Linked DNA regions of Homo sapiens: region 1 is linked to region 2. A link is a contact called in ENCODE Hi-C or POLR2A ChIA-PET data. All regions are on one chromosome and are shown on one strand. The core of a region is the stretch at or near the end of the contact, and the rest is flanking DNA. Distances in the headings are between cores, read along the strand shown. Region 1 overlaps GRIN2A (glutamate ionotropic receptor NMDA type subunit 2A). Region 2 overlaps GRIN2A (glutamate ionotropic receptor NMDA type subunit 2A).

The links. Hi-C counts contacts between places; a loop is a spot of excess contacts on that map. ChIA-PET counts read pairs that join two places held with the same protein, here RNA polymerase II (POLR2A). Pooled maps may share reads with other maps.
Region 1: a loop to region 2 is called in a map of ascending aorta, with 7 times the contacts of the local background. The contact joins two enhancer-like sites. A Hi-C loop is called at or near these places in 7 of 168 maps with a recorded cell type or tissue (aorta, ascending aorta, astrocyte of the cerebellum and 3 more) and 5 of 50 pooled maps. POLR2A ChIA-PET finds 5 or more read pairs at or near these places in 1 of 52 experiments (HCT116).

Annotation. Positions count from the first base shown.
Region 1 is chr16:10,164,988-10,172,700 of GRCh38, reverse strand. All of the region lies in intron 2 of GRIN2A (glutamate ionotropic receptor NMDA type subunit 2A), which reads left to right. Among named protein-coding and RNA genes, the nearest start is that of GRIN2A, 14 kb to the left of the region's middle. Within about 2 kb of position 4,345, at least 3 of the 41 ENCODE cell types and tissues checked have a DNase peak (open chromatin) inside an H3K27ac peak, as active enhancers do; they include ascending aorta, where a contact is called at or near this core.
Region 2 is chr16:10,125,140-10,132,696 of GRCh38, reverse strand. The region is part of intron 2 of GRIN2A (glutamate ionotropic receptor NMDA type subunit 2A); the gene reads left to right. Among named protein-coding and RNA genes, the nearest start is that of GRIN2A, 54 kb to the left of the region's middle. Within about 2 kb of position 5,713, at least 4 of the 41 ENCODE cell types and tissues checked have a DNase peak (open chromatin) inside an H3K27ac peak, as active enhancers do; they include ascending aorta, where a contact is called at or near this core.

The sequences.
Region 1 (7,713 bases), core at 3,096-5,595, 41 kb before region 2:
AGTCAGAAGGCCTGGCCATACTGGCCCCGATTCCCCCTATGGCAACAGTTGGCTGGAGATGAATCTCATCCCCCAACCCCACCTGCCACGATCCCTGCCCTCCCACTGCCATCCTGGGACAGGACAGGTGCCCCTCCTTTCTTAAATTCCCCAAAGTCACTTCACTTCACTTCACTTCACTCATTTATGTTACATACACAGTATCCTGAAGGCACTTGGCTGTGAGGCCTATGATGTAGGTGAGGGAAGTAGCTCTTCCAGGGGCTGCTCCTGGATAAGACGGCAGATCTATGGCATGTATGCAACCATGGATGCCATGTTCACTGCTGCCATCATTAATCTCCTATAACACCTGGCCCTGTTGAGCCCACTGGCCTTAAGGCCTTCTCAACACAGTACTCCAGGCAGCCATGATGAATCAACTTGAGTTGGAAGATCCAAGAAAACCTTGGACAAAGAGTCTGAAGAATGAAATTCAATTTTCAAAAATACCTGTGTGACCTTAGAAAAGGCCCTTCACCTGTCTGAACCTCTGGTTCTCCTGCAAAATGAGGATTTGGGACAAAATTATCACTAAGATCTCTTCCAGCTCTGAAAATTTTGTGCCTCATCAAGGAAAGACTGGCAACAAACATACCAAAATATGAATAGCAGTTATCTTTGGGGTGGTAGACTCATGGCTGCTTTAATCTTTTAAAGAATGTCATTATCAAGTGGTTAATATATTGTACTTTGAGTTAGATTGCCTGAATTTAAATTCAGGGATTCCACCTCTTACTGGCTGGGTGATCATGGGGAAGTTCTTAATATCTTGAGCCTCAATGTCTTCATCTCTAAAATGGGAACAATAATAGCATCCACTTTGTAGAGTTGTGAGATTTAAATGACATCATGGATATTAGTCCATGTCTCAGTGCCTACCTTATAATAAATGCTTATTACAGGAATGCTATTGTTATTGTGTCTGCATTTTTTAGTTTTTATTTTTCTCCAGTGTACATGTACTTTTTAATAACCAGAAAGAGTGATTAAGGATGATGTGGTTACATGAGGGTATGCTCTGAAAGAAACTGGGAGTGAATCCCACAGAACTGTCAGAAGTGGAGGGTCTAACATGAAATGATTTGTATTTTCTTAACTGAGACAATCAGAAGCTTCCTTTGCCTTTGTAGGACTTGCTGAGAGCTTTATCCTGGCAAACGGAAGCTAAATGTGGCCAGCATGAAAGTGATCGCAGGAGAAGACTATCTCATTGACCTTTGCACTAAATGACTCCACCAACTGGACCATATGTTTGCACGAGGCTTAGGGATTTAGAGTGTGGACATATATAGTTTCTCATTTTATCTCTGCCAAGGATTAATAACTCAGTGATAGCCTGGGAAACCTGGCAGCTCCAACGGTATTTGTTTAAAGAATCTCTATTTTCAGATGAGGAAATAAAGGATCTGGGAGTTGCAGTAATTTGTGCATTGTTCAAAGCTGTAACTAGAACCTAGGGCTTTGGGTTCTTATTCTTTTGCTCTTATTTTATTACCCTTTCAAGTTAATGACTACGAATACATTTGATTTAGGGAAGGGGCTCAGATGCAAGACAAATAACAGATTTTGATGTTCATATTTTGGTTGTCTTGACTAAAAGGATTAAGATGTTGGATGATGGAATTAAAATTCAAAACTTCAGATTGAAGTGATGGAGTCACTCTAAAGACTGCACTGGAGGTTCCCCCCATACCGCACTCAGCTTTAATGAGGTTAACTGACAAAGAAAAATTGTATATATTAAAGGTGTACAACACAATTTTTTTTTTTTTTTTTTTAAAGAAAACAGTGTTTCACTCTGTTGCCCAGGCTGGAGTGCAGTGGCATGATCATAGTTCACTGCAGCCTCAACCTCCTGGGCTTAGGTGATCCTCTCATCTCAGCCTCCCAAGTAGCTAGGAACACAGGCGTGTGCCATGATATCCGGCTAATTTTTAAATTTTTGGTAGAGACGGGGGTCTCACCATGTTGCCCAGGCTGGTCTTGAACTCCTGGACTCAAGCAATCCTCTTCCCTTGGCCTCCCAAAGTGCTGGTATTACAGGCATAAGCCACCGTCCCCAGCCCCAAATGATATTCTGATATACAAGTAAATGTGAGATGATTGTCACCATCAAACTAATTAACATATCCATTACCTCACATGGTTACATTTATTGTGTGATGAGATTACTTAAGATGTGGTATCTTAGCAAATTGCCTGTATACAATATATTTTTGTATTGTCACCATGCTATCACCAGTCACCATGCTATACATTAGGTCTCTAGAACCTATTTACCTTACAAGTGGAAGTTGGTGCCTTTTGACCAACCTCTCTCAATAGTTTGAAGAAGAATTTTCACTATTGCAGAAAGGGGGATGTGAGACTTTGCAACTCACTTAGTCATAATGTGGCTGCCTCTGTTCCAACTATCACATCCAACTCACTTGGGAATGGTTTTTGCAAGGGTCATGAACCGGTGTACTGCACGCTGAATCTGGCTCATAGATGCATTTTGTTTCACCAGTACAGCATTTTTAAATGCTTGAATTTTAATGTCTTTAGACAGCATGCATTTTCAAATTCACTACAGCTGTCCCCACTCTGTTATCCCATATCTAGGGTGATTCATACATTTATGTTAATGATATGGTTTCTGTGAGTATTTGAGATCATGGTGCTCAAATACAGACTTTTTATTTGTTTGTTTGTTTATTTTGTATTGACCAGAAGCTCAGCAGATCCTAAGTGGGGATATGTGGAGGCCACATATCTAGAAATATATGTGGAGGCCACATACGTTGTGGCCTTATAAAAAGTGGAGGCCACATTTATAGAAATATAATGTTTAAATCAAGGGAGGTGATAGCTCCATTATACCTCTTCTGTTGTTTGGAGTGCTTTCAGGTGCAAGTAACAGAGTCTTTGACCAACAGTGTCTTAAACCATTAAAGACATTCAGTTTTTTGCTTAGTAAGGAGCCTCAGATCTAGCTTAGTGACTTAATGTCACATTGAGGACTCAGATCCTTCCCATTCTTCTACTTTGCCTTCCTCAGCTGCTGGTTTATCTGAGTCACAATATGGCTGCTTCTGTTCCAGCCATCACACCTTCACCTCCTAGCATTCAAAACTGGAAAAAAAGGGAGAGAAAAATAAGCCTTCTTCTAGGGCCTCTATCCTTTCATTGGAGTAGACTTCCTCTTACATGTCAGTGGCCAGAACTGGGTCACATTCCCACTGCTCAAACAACAATGATAGAGATCCAGGATTCCTCTCTGAGAATGGGTAATTGCCACTGAGCAAAATTGCTTCTGTTAGCAAGGGTGTGGGGTGATGCTTCAGTGGTACAACTGGTGATGTCTCCAGCAACACTAACACCATTATATGTAGCATTGCACTTAGTTCCGAGGAGTGATATCTAAAGATGGACGTTGAAAAATTGCAATGCATGCAGAAAAAGGGCCTTTAGGATTGCGTAGACTCTAAATGAAATATATTAAGAGTTTCAGAAGAAGTATTTAGGGATGTTTAGCCTGGAGAAGGGAAATCTCAGAGGGGATATGGGAGAAGTGTTCAGATACTCCATGGGCTGTTACAAGGTAGAAGGTTAAGTCTTAATTTTGTTATTGTTCTGGGGACAGACATAAGAGTGAAATTATTATTATTATTATTATTATTATTATTATTATTATTATTATTGTTATTATTTGAGACAGAGTTTTGCTCTTGTCGCCCAGGCTGGAGTTCAATGGCACGATCTTGGTTTACTGCAACCTCTGCCGCCTGGGTTCAAGTGATGCTCCTGCCTCAGCCTCCTGAGTAGCTGGGATTACAGGCACCTGCCACCACCATCAGCTAACTTTGTATTTTTAGTAGAGATGGGGTTTTACCATGTTGGCCAGGCTGGTCTTGAACTCCTGACCTCAGGTGATCCACCCGCTTTGGCCTCCTAAAGTGCTGGACTACAGGCGTTAGCCACGGCACCTGGCCAAGAGTGAAACTATAAGGAGTAAAGTTTCATCTTGATATGAGGAATAAGCTTCGGCAATTAGGTCTCTAACAGAAGACTGTGAGGATTCATGGAATAGGAAGGCTATATCAGGATATGATTGAGCTAACAGTGACTGTCTGTCCCTCAGGAATGAGGTGGAAAATTGGGCTTGCAAGGTTGGGTTGGGTCACCTCTGAGGCTCTTTCTTATTCAAACACTCTGTACCTCTCAAATCCTTGATTTTTAAAAAAAGATCTCCAAGCCTTGGTGCTTTAGGCCAAGCATTTGGCTGAAAACCAACATCCTCACTTTTTCCAAGTGTGTGAGTAATTCAGTATAAATTTGCCTGGCATGGAGGAGGAATTTATAATCCCTGCATCATCACCTCAAGTTCCCAAAAGACTTTACATTATCCTGAAGGTAGAAGATATTTGAAAAGCAGACAACCTATGTATATATCAACTCACACACACATATATAAATAAAAACATAAGTAGGTCAGCCGGCCTCATATTTACTAGTGAAAATGTTTTTGGCTAAGAAGCTCATCTACAGAAGACAATGTTTAGAATAATTGCCAATGATCTCGAAATGGGGTGTTTTTGCACTTGTATCAGGTTAATCATTATTACTTAATAAAGTATATTCAGCTTGTTTTGCACATCTTACTGTAGTAATATGTTTGTATTCTAAAGAGCCAGCCAGACTCCTCTCTGGTTTTTCAGTTGACAAATTATTCTTTTTAGTCAGTTGTATTCTCCTGCATTTGGAACATCTGCTTATGGCAGAAAATACTCTAGATACTATTCTGTTGTTTATCCACTTCTCCTATTCCCCCACATCCCCCCAAAGAAAAACGAACCTGAAATTGCTTTCCAAATGCTTTCACTTTCTGTTCAAATTTTGGAACTTTCCATGGGATGGCAATTGATATATTGTCTCCATTTTTTAAACTTTGAAATAGATGTTGATGTACAGAGCGAAAAAACCTAAATAATACAATAGAGCATTCAGAGAAAGAATATTTGCTCCATTAATGCATCGTAGATCTTCGAACTCAGGTTCCCTTCCATGGAGGTGGCTATGTTACCCATTTCAGGAGGGAAAATATTAATTGGAATGGAAATTTCTTTCTGTTTGTGATTTTTTTTTGCTGAAGTCGGCATATGGAAAGGATCTTCTCTTAAACTACAATCCCTGACTTGAAAACTACAATCCCTGACTTGAAAAAGGTTAATTGTTTCCATTGGTCCCTAACAGTGACTCTTTTGCCAAAACAAAAATAAACTCACTCTAAAATGTAAGTTGTGATTTCCAAAAATCACTGACACCTTGAAGCTTGGCTCACAAACTCACTCAAAGAATTTAAGATAATTTGGGGTGATTTTGGGGGGAGTTGGGGACCACTTTAAAATCTAATGAAGGCTACGGACCCTTCCAGAGGAGTGCGTGTTCATAAACATGCAGTCAAAATTATGTGCAATTTCAGGGGATCACAGACCCTCTGAAACCCTTTCATAGACTTCCTTGGATTTGATTTATTTATTGGTTTATTAAACACAGTTGATCCTTGAATAATGCAGGCGCTAGTTGCATTAACCCCCATGCAGTTTAAAATCCATGTATAACTTTTGATTCCCATAAACTATAGCCCACTGTTGATCAGAAGCCTTACCAATAACATAGACAGTCAATTAATACAAATTTTCTATGCTATATGTATTATATAGTAGATTCTTAAGTAAGCCATAGAAAAGAAGATCATAAGGAAAATCGTAAGGAAGAAAATATGTTTGCTATTCAAGTGGATGTGGGTCATCATAAAGGTCTTCATCCTTGTCTTTACATTGAGGAGGCTGAGGAGGAGGAGGAAGAGGAGGGGTTGGTCTTGCTGCCTCAGGGGTTGGCAGAGGGAGAAGAAATTTGCGTATAGGTAGACGCATGCAGTGTGTTGTTCACAGGTCAAATGTATGTTCATTCTTCATACATTTCTTGGCTTTGTCCTTGGACCAAAATGCTTTGTGGATGCATCTGTTATCAATTTGTTTCAGAATCTAGCTGGAGAGACTCATAATGCAAGTGCAGTATGATTGTATTCACGGGACCATGGGAATGCAGAGGAGGGACAGCTTCATCCACAGGTCTGAGGGTAGGGATCTGGGGTCAAATTGGAGAGCTGGTCTGGAAGAGGCTTGTGTCCTGGGTGCCTGCCCCTACAGGTTGTCATCCCCCACAGCTGAAGATGAGCTGTAGAGGGAAGGCTGGCTCATGGAGGAGCAGAATTGAGTTCACAATCTAAGCCTTCCTCTCCTCTTAACCTGTTCCTCAAGGCTGCCAGTCTTGAGTGGTCTTGAAAGCTTCCAAATTCTCCTCTGGATGGCATTTCTTACCATCAAACATTGAGCTTTTTGCAGATTTCCGTTTTGTTGTCACAAATGGCTGAATGTCTCCTGCTCTATCTTGTCTCTTCAAATTAGGAATACCTGCCCAGGAAGAGTGAGTGGCATTTGAAATCCATATCGTCTTGCTAGTCTGCTGTCCTAGGGGTGAAAGAAAAAGACATATTTTCCTGGCGAATTGTTTTAATGCTAAGATATCTGTAGGACTGAGGAAATGTAGTATTAACTGACTTGGGTGAGTAGACTCAGAACGATGTGAAGAAGCTGTGGAGCTGTGGAAAAAGGCAGGCTTGCTGTAGTTCTGGTGTTAGGGTGTGTGCATGGCTTCCATGAATGGGATTTTGAAAATGGCAGGCCTTGGGTGAAGACCTTCATGGTCAAATTTGCACTTTAGTTAAAAACAAATTTGCTATTGGTTTTGCCTTGGTTAATTGATACTAGTTTTTCCTCTTCTCTTCTCCTCTCTTCTTTTTCTCTTCCCTCCCCTCCCTTCTCCACTCCTCTCTTCTCTTCTCCTCTCCCCTCCCCTCCTTTCTCCCCTCCCCTCCTTTCTCCCCTCCCCTCCTTTCTCCCCTCCCCTCCTTTCTCCCCTCCCCTCCCCTCCCCTCTCCTCTTCTCTCTCTCTCTGTCTCTGTCTCTCTCCTGTTTAGCAGCATTGAAAGAAATATTTTTATCATGGACCCACTGCTGGATCATTTTAAAGCAAATCCAAGACATCATTGTGTTCATCAGTAAATATGTCAGTATATATATATACATATATATATATATATGTATATATATATCAAAAATATAAGAACTTTAAGAACTGTTGAAAAAAATCACAGCTAATATACAAGTAATCTATACATATGTATTTTAGAGGATTTTGTGAGAATCAGGGCAGTATAAAGAAAATAAAAATCACCTTTACTCTCAGCATCCACAGACAACTGCTATTAACATTTTGGTTTATTTCCCTCTAGTCTGTTTTCCTATACCTTATTTACAAATACACACTATATAATTTTATAGATAGCTTTTAATTTGCTTAACATTTTATCATGAGGCTTTCAGATTACTTGTAAACATTTTTATCTTCTATGTTTTCTATTCTGTGGATATCTCATGATTTACTTGATAATTTAGATTTTCCCCAATTTTTTGCCATGAAAACCAATACCTTGTTTAACATCTTTGTAATGAAATGTCTACATCACAGATTATTGGCTTTTAATAGAATCCATTACTGAAATTAAAGAATTTTAAAACTATCAATACAGAACCAATTAAGGTTCCGTTAATTTGTTCCCAGAAA
Region 2 (7,557 bases), core at 4,464-6,963:
CATTTTGTGGTTGTGGAAACCGAGGCAATGAAAGTTCAGATAGCTTGCTTAAAATGACAGATCTAGTTAGTGGTGGCTCTGGGATTTAACCCCATGCCCGAATGATTCCAATGCCTATGGACTAGCTCTTGCATGATAAATGTCAAGGGACATGAGGAGTTAGGTCAGAAAGCCATCACGACATAGCTCAATGTGTGGCTTTACATTTGACGTAGGATGACCTAGTGGTAAGTGGTATAGCACCTGTTTAGGTGCACTGGAGACATGTTGCATGGCCCCAAATCCAGCTTTGCCACCCATTACTGGCTGAGTTTACTTTGGACAAGTTATTTCACATCTTTTTTTTTTTTTTTTTTGAGACGGTGTCTTGTTCTGCTCATTCTGTTGCCCAGGCTGGAGTGCAGTGGCACAATCTCAGCTCGCTGCAACCTCTGCCTCCCGGGTTCAAGCGATTCTCCTGCCTCAGGTTCCTGAGTAGCTAGGATTACAGGCATGCACCACCACGCCCGGCTAATTTTTGTATTTTTAGAAGAGATGGGATTTCACTATGTTGGCCAGGCTGGCCTTGAATTCCTGACTTCAAGTGATCTGCCTGCCTGAGTCTCCCAAAGTGCTGGGATTACAGGCGCGAGCCACCAAGCCCAGACTATTTCACATCTCTGAACCTCAGTTTCCTTACTTATAAATGGGGATTATAATACTTTTTTTTAGGGATATGGAGCTTAGAGGAGAATAATGGTGGTAAAATGCTTAGTGCAGTGCCTGACACATCATAAGCGCTCATAAGTAAAATAATAACAGTAGTAGTAATAATAACAATAATAACATGCTAATAATAATGGCGAATTACTCTTCCTGTTTTGCCACTCTAGGCAGAGGGATATTAGTGAAGAGAATACAAGATCCATGGTGGGTCAGGGGCACAAGTGTGTTACAAGCAAAAAGAACAGCAGGCACTCAGGCCATTGCCTATGAAATGTTCTTCCCCACCTCTTAAACTGGCTAATCCCATTCAAAAGCCATGTCTCCCAGGAAGTCTTCCCTGACCTTCTTGGCTGAAACAGACGCCCTTTCTCTGAGGGCCTATCACAGAAGGTACTTTCCTACTCTAGTCTTGTCAATGCATTTGAAGCCTCTCTCAGTAGCCTGGAAACTCCGAGAGCAGAGGTGCTCTCTGTCCCTCTCTTATTTATTGTTATACCCTGAGCATTAAAAAAAAAAAAAATGGGATAAGTGGTGAGAAGAGACTGGAGCGGCAGGCCTTGGCCATGCTAGGAGGGACCCTTTAGCTTCCAACTTCCCGATGAATTTCCCCCCGAGTTGGTTTGCTTTGTCTTTGTAACTGAGAACAGCCTAGGGAGAAGCATGGACATGGGGGACCTGCAGGCATGAGACTGGTTGCTTAGCATCTCCATGGCCCCTCACTACTACAGCCCACTCTACATGCTGTTCTGGGCCTCATTAAAACCTGTTCTCCACTAGCCTCGGTGTTTAATATTTATCGATCACCCACAGCATGCAAGCTGGTCAATAAGTGTTTTCAGAAGCCTCACTCCATGCCATCTTGATCAGCCCCTGCCGCTATTTTCCATCATGCCAGCTCTTGAAATCTTGTGGATGTGCCTTGAATTTTTTAAGTGCTTTTCTAACAAAAGTCCCGACTGCAGAGATGCAGAAGCTTAAGTTCCATTTCATTTGCCTCCTGAACCTTGAGGGCACTGGTTTTTATATTGCTGCCTCTGTCCCTCTTAGTCCTCAGTCCCCACACTTCTCAGGATAGCTGAAGAGATGAGTCTGTGTTTGGCTCTGAGTTCCAGCTCCCTGGCAGCTATGGATTATATGTTAGCACAATCCATTTTACTCCCCCAGCTGTTTACTTTCCTGGGGACCTGCTTGAGTCAGGCTGCTCCCGAACTCCCTTAATGAAGACATGACAGTGGGTGGCTGGAGACGAGAAGTTGCAGGAGAAGCGAGAAGGAGAGAGAGAGTCCCCTGGGTTATATCCCTGTTACTCAACATTGTTGAATTAGATCCTCAACATTCCATCATGTGATGTTTGGATGCTGGGAGGGGAGTTAAATATAGAATTCCTCCTTTTGGCATTTCAGAAGGTTTATATAATGTCCTGTTCCTTTTGACAGTGGGGAGAAAGTGAATAGGATGGCTTGGAAGATGGGTCTGTGTCCGGAGCTCCATTTAAAGTCTACTCAGCAGCCTGACCCATCTGCCTACTCAGGGGATGTTCGGTGAATCATGTTTGCAAAGGCACAGATGCCCTTTTGAGCCCAAAGATCTGCTCAGCTCGAAAATTCTATTAATTCTAAGATTCTACAAGTAGCCTTCACAAGAGTGGATGCTGAAAATAGATCAGCCACGTGGTATGCCCTGAATTTGCCTGGATTACTGATTTGATTTTCCCCTCAATGTTTCCCTGAACCTGGCCTGGAAATTCAGCTTGCTTTACCATTTGAACCCTGCCGTGGAGTCCCAGGGACCAGCGTTCCAAGTCTGCCTCTATCATTTCCCAGCCATGTAACCTTGAATGAGTCTCTTGGCTTTTCTGAGTCTCATTGTCTTTAGCATGTCCCCATACCTATCTCTCCTTCTTACTTTCTTGTCTTAGTAAATGACCTCATTTTCCATCTAGCTGTTCAAACTACAAACCTACAAGTCACCTTTGATTTCTCTCTCCCTCTTACCTGCTATGTAGAAACCATCAGCAAGGGCTTCTAGCTCTGCCCTTAACACAGATCCATGAAACATGCTTCTACCTTCACTGCAACTCCTTATGAAATCTGCATTCAGTGACAGCAGCATCTTCTAAACTGGTATCTTCTTCCAGCTTTGACATCCTATGATCAATGCATGACCTCGCTGGTCGAGTGAGTAAGAACGATGACAAAACCCATATCTTGAATCACATGCATCTTTATTAAAATCTTCCTCCAGCTTTCCATTTTACCTAGAATTAAAATCAATTGCTTGCTGTGGCCTAGAAGGAGCACCATAATCTCCTGCTTATATCTCAGACCAAATCCTGCTCTCTTTTCCCTTGGTCCTTTATCTTTCTGGAACATTCCTCACACTCACCTTTGCACTTGTTGTTCCGTTTGCTTGGGAATTTCTTCCCCTGGACCTTTCTGTGGTTGTCTTGTTCTCACCATTCAAGTTTCGTCTCAAACATTGCTGACTGTGACAGGCTGTTCATGATCATCCAAGTTCAAGTAGCCTCCACTCTAGCCATTAGCCCATTACTCAGCTTCATTTTCTCCTATAGCTTAGCTCTATCTAAGTATTATATGGTTAGTGTTTTGTTTTTTTTTTAATCAAACTCCTCCCATTAAAGCATGTGTCCTTTGAAAGCAGGGACATTAGTCATTTCTATATCTTAAGAGAGTTATCACCAGCCTGGGCAACACAGAGAGACTTTGTCTCTACTAAAAACTAAAATGACTTCACCAGGTGTCATGGCTTACACCTGCAGTCCCAGCTACATAGGAAGCTGAGGTAGGACGATCACTTGAGCCCAGAAATTTGAGGCTGCAGTGAGCTCTGATCGTGCCACTGCATTCCAGCCTGGGCAACAGAGCGAGACCCTGTTTTAAAAAAGTAAGTCACGCACGTAGTAGGTGCTTAAAAAAAAAAGTGATGCACATAGTAGGTGCTTAATAAATATCTGTTAAATGAATAAAGATTGGTTACGGGGATGAAATAAGAGCGTGCTCAGGTATGCACAGACACACTCGTGCACATATGTGCATTGAAACTGCCATGGTAAGAAATACTATTGTTAATAGCTGGGAGCCAGAATTTCTATGACTCTCCAGTTGCATCAGGCCTCCCTTGACTGTATTATGCTCCTAAGAAACTTTTCTTGCCTTTTGTTGAATTAAAATTCTTTAACTTCTCAGCTATCTCATGGATCTTTGCATCTGTTTTGCATCTGTTTCTTAGCAGCCTAGCTTGGCGCATGGTGCTTTATAGAGACATTTAGCATGTAAAGATATTTATAAAGGAGGGATTCTCTTCTATTTTTGCCCAGTCATCTGTTGGAGAGAGGGGGAGCAGCAAGCAGGCACACATGATTCATGCTCTTGCCTGGAGGGTGCTGCCCACCTCTAGCCTAGAAGAGTGGGGTGGCAGGAGCCCTCTGCATTCCAAGGCTGGTTCCAGTGAATGGAGCATCTACAGTGGTGGTTTGGCCAATCTCAACATTCTGTAATGGCCTCTTCTTTACAGTTCACACTTCCCAGATAGGTTAATATTACAGCTCCTTCCATCAGAATGTCCTTAAGTGTGTAGCTGCAAAGTTGAGGGGTACAGTTCATAAAACGATCATTTCTGACATCACTTGGAAGATTGAGGGCTGCCAAGACCACCCTTATCTTTGATAATTCACTGGAAACTCACAAAACTCGCTGCAAGCTGTTGCACCCACGGCTATGGCTTGTTATAGCTGAAGGATACAGACTAAAATCAGCCAAAAGAGGGACACATAGGCAGAATCATGAAAGGTCCAACCGTGAGCTGCCAGTGGTGATCTTCCTACGGAATCATGGACAGTGCCACCTTCTCAGCAACAATGGATGAAAATAAGCATGGGACGTTGCCAACAAGGGAAGCTCACTGAGCCTTGGCGTGCAGAGTCTTTTTTGGGGTCTGCTGTTGAGTTCTTATATGGGTGACCTTGGCTTCCAGGTCCTCTGGAGGTTGAGCTCATGCTATGTGATTCTAAGCCCCCACTCTAAATCACACTGTTAGACTCTCTGGTGTGACCCAAGGCCCCCACAAGCAAAAAAACACTCCTATCCAGGCATGACATTCCCAGGGCTTAGTAAGACACCAAGGGTAAAGACCAGACTTCTTTTTGGGCGAGGTTTAATTCTTTACTATGGAAGAGCTCAACTTGATACTCTTGGTATGGATGACTTACGTAGATAGCGGTGGTGCTGGCCCTTTTCTTGCTTCCAGTGCCTGAATTCATCCATCAATTCCACAAATATTTATTGATTGTGAGCTAGGTGCCAGGCTCTGTGCTAGTTGCTAGGGATACAGTGGTGAAGGACATAGTTCATGCTATAAAAAGGCTGGGGAGACAGATAAACAGGCAATTATTCTTATATATAAATATACCATGATGCTAGAAATGATACTAAAGGCTCTTGGTGCACAAGGGTGCCTGGCACAGTTGCTGGTGAAGACCTCCCAGGGCGGTGGTAGTTAGGCTAAGATTGGAAAAATGATTAGAAGTTGGCCAACCAGGGTGGAGTATGGGGGTAGGGAGGTAGTGTTTAGGTGGAGGAATATCACATGCAGAGGTTGAGTGGTGAGAAAGTTCTTGAGGATGGTAAGGAGCTCCACATTTTCATGGATGCCACAGCTCACAGGTGATTCATCTTGAACATACAGCCAATAAACACCCAAAGACTTTCCCATCTTGTACCAAGGCAGGTGGATTTTTTTTTTTTTCAAGACTGAATCTCTGTTGCCAGGCTGGAGTGGAGTGGCACGATCTCTGCTCACTGCAATCTCTACCTCCCAGGTTCAAGCGTTTCTCCCAAGGCAAGTGGATTTTGAAATCAAGAAAATGGGGTTCATGAGAGAAATTCTTGGCCCCTGTTGCTGTCAGGAAGGCTTTTAGACTAAAAAGAATGGAGCTAATGAAAGCAGTTGGATAGGGCAAGCGTGTGAGCATTGGCTTTCACTGGCTTAGGGCAGCTCCAACTCCCCCAGAAAAGGCTCTTTGTTTATGGTGAGGTCAGGACTTCAGAGTGTGACTCAGAAGGTCCTCAGAGCTGGTAAAAAGTGTAGACTGGTGCTGTAGGCCAAAAGACAAGGTTTATAAAAGCAGAAGGATTTCTGAGACATCTTGGACATGTGAGCAGGTGACTCACAGACGTTCTAGAAACCATATTTCAAAGACAATATTTTTGGCAGAATCAAATGGTTGCTTTGTGGTCGTTTCAGGGAGTTCCAGCAATAACATAAAGAAAATTAACAGAAACCAACAAATGGTAGGGAAAAACGTTGGTGATACGTGCCAAAGGGTTACTATCTTTAACGCACAAAGATGACTTACAAATTAAGAAAAAGACAAAACACCCTAAAAGAAAAATGGAAGAGAAATGAGTAACATGTGATTAGAGAATAAAAACTCAATGGCTAATAGATGCCCAAGAAAATAGTAAACCCTGCCAATACTGCAAAATATTTGAAATACGGTAATGAAACTGGCTGGGCACTGGCTCTTGCCTCTATTTCTAGTGCTTTGGGAGGCAGTGGCAGGAGTGTTGCTTGAGGCCAGGAGTTTGAGACCAGTCTGGGTAACATAGCGAGACCCCCCTCTCTACAAAAAATAATTTTTTTAAATGAGCCAGGTGTGGTGGTGCACGCCTGTAGTCTGTTTCTTGGAAGCCTGAGGCAGGAGGATCACTTGAGCCTAGGAATTTGAGGCTGCAGTGAGCTCTGATTGTGCCACTGCATTCCAGCCTGGGCGACAGAGCGAGATCCTATCTCAAAAAAAAATATATATATATATAAAGAAATCCATCAACTCACACAAAAATGTTGTTGATGGGACTTTGCATTATTCTTATAATTAAGAAAAGCAAAATGAAAATTCAGTAAGCAAAACAGTGCAGTTGGAAGGAGCTCTAAGCCTCCCTACTTCATTCTGGTGAAGGCAGGGAGTCAGGAAGGAGTCTGGGGCTCCTCCTGTCTGTGTCCTCATTTTGTCTCCCACCTCCTGGCCCCCAGTTTTCCTGCAGGTGTGAGTGTGTCAGACCTCCTTCTGCTCTGAGTGGGAGAGAACTCGCTGTACTCTAGGGAGCTGAGTTTGGGGAAAGACTGGCCCTTAAGCATCCTCCCACCCAGCCTTTACCCCCAGCTCTCTCTCCCTGTAGGACGCCTGATTTTCTTGGCAGAGGAAGAAGCTACCCTCCATCCACTTTCCCAGGGTAGGCAAGGCAGCCTCTTCCCCTGGGCCATCCAGCCTCCTGTAGGCCTGGGGCTTAGCAAAACAGCCAGGGAGGGGAGACTCGGAACAGTCTTTTTTTTTTTTTTTTTCCTCCCACCATGAGCAGTATGAGGATGATGCCTTAGCTCCATTGCTTTGCTCTCAGCCTTCAGACTTGCTGTAGGAGAATCTCTGCTGTACCCTGTCATGTCTTAGATTTGTGTAATTGAGGGAGGCCTCCCAGGCAATTTAAGTAGGGATTTACTTATTCCTTGGGAGTGCTGAGCTTGTAGTGGAGGAATGGTCTACTCACTAGTGTATTTACTCGACTTCTCCTAACAAGGGTCTTTCCACTTGGGGTTGTTCTGTCCAGCATCCCTTGGGACTTCCAGGGAAAGCCAAATATTCTTTGCTGCCCCTGCTTCTTCGACAATAAATGCAAAAAGTTTGAAAAAATCCCGTACTGGTGTTGTGTCACCAGGGTCAAAGACCTTGAATCTCTAGTAAGAAGTAGAAGGCGTCAAGAGGTCAAGTTCTGACTCCATAGTTTCAGGACATTGTGGGACTTGATTGCTGCAGTGTGAAATTTATGGTTTTGTAAG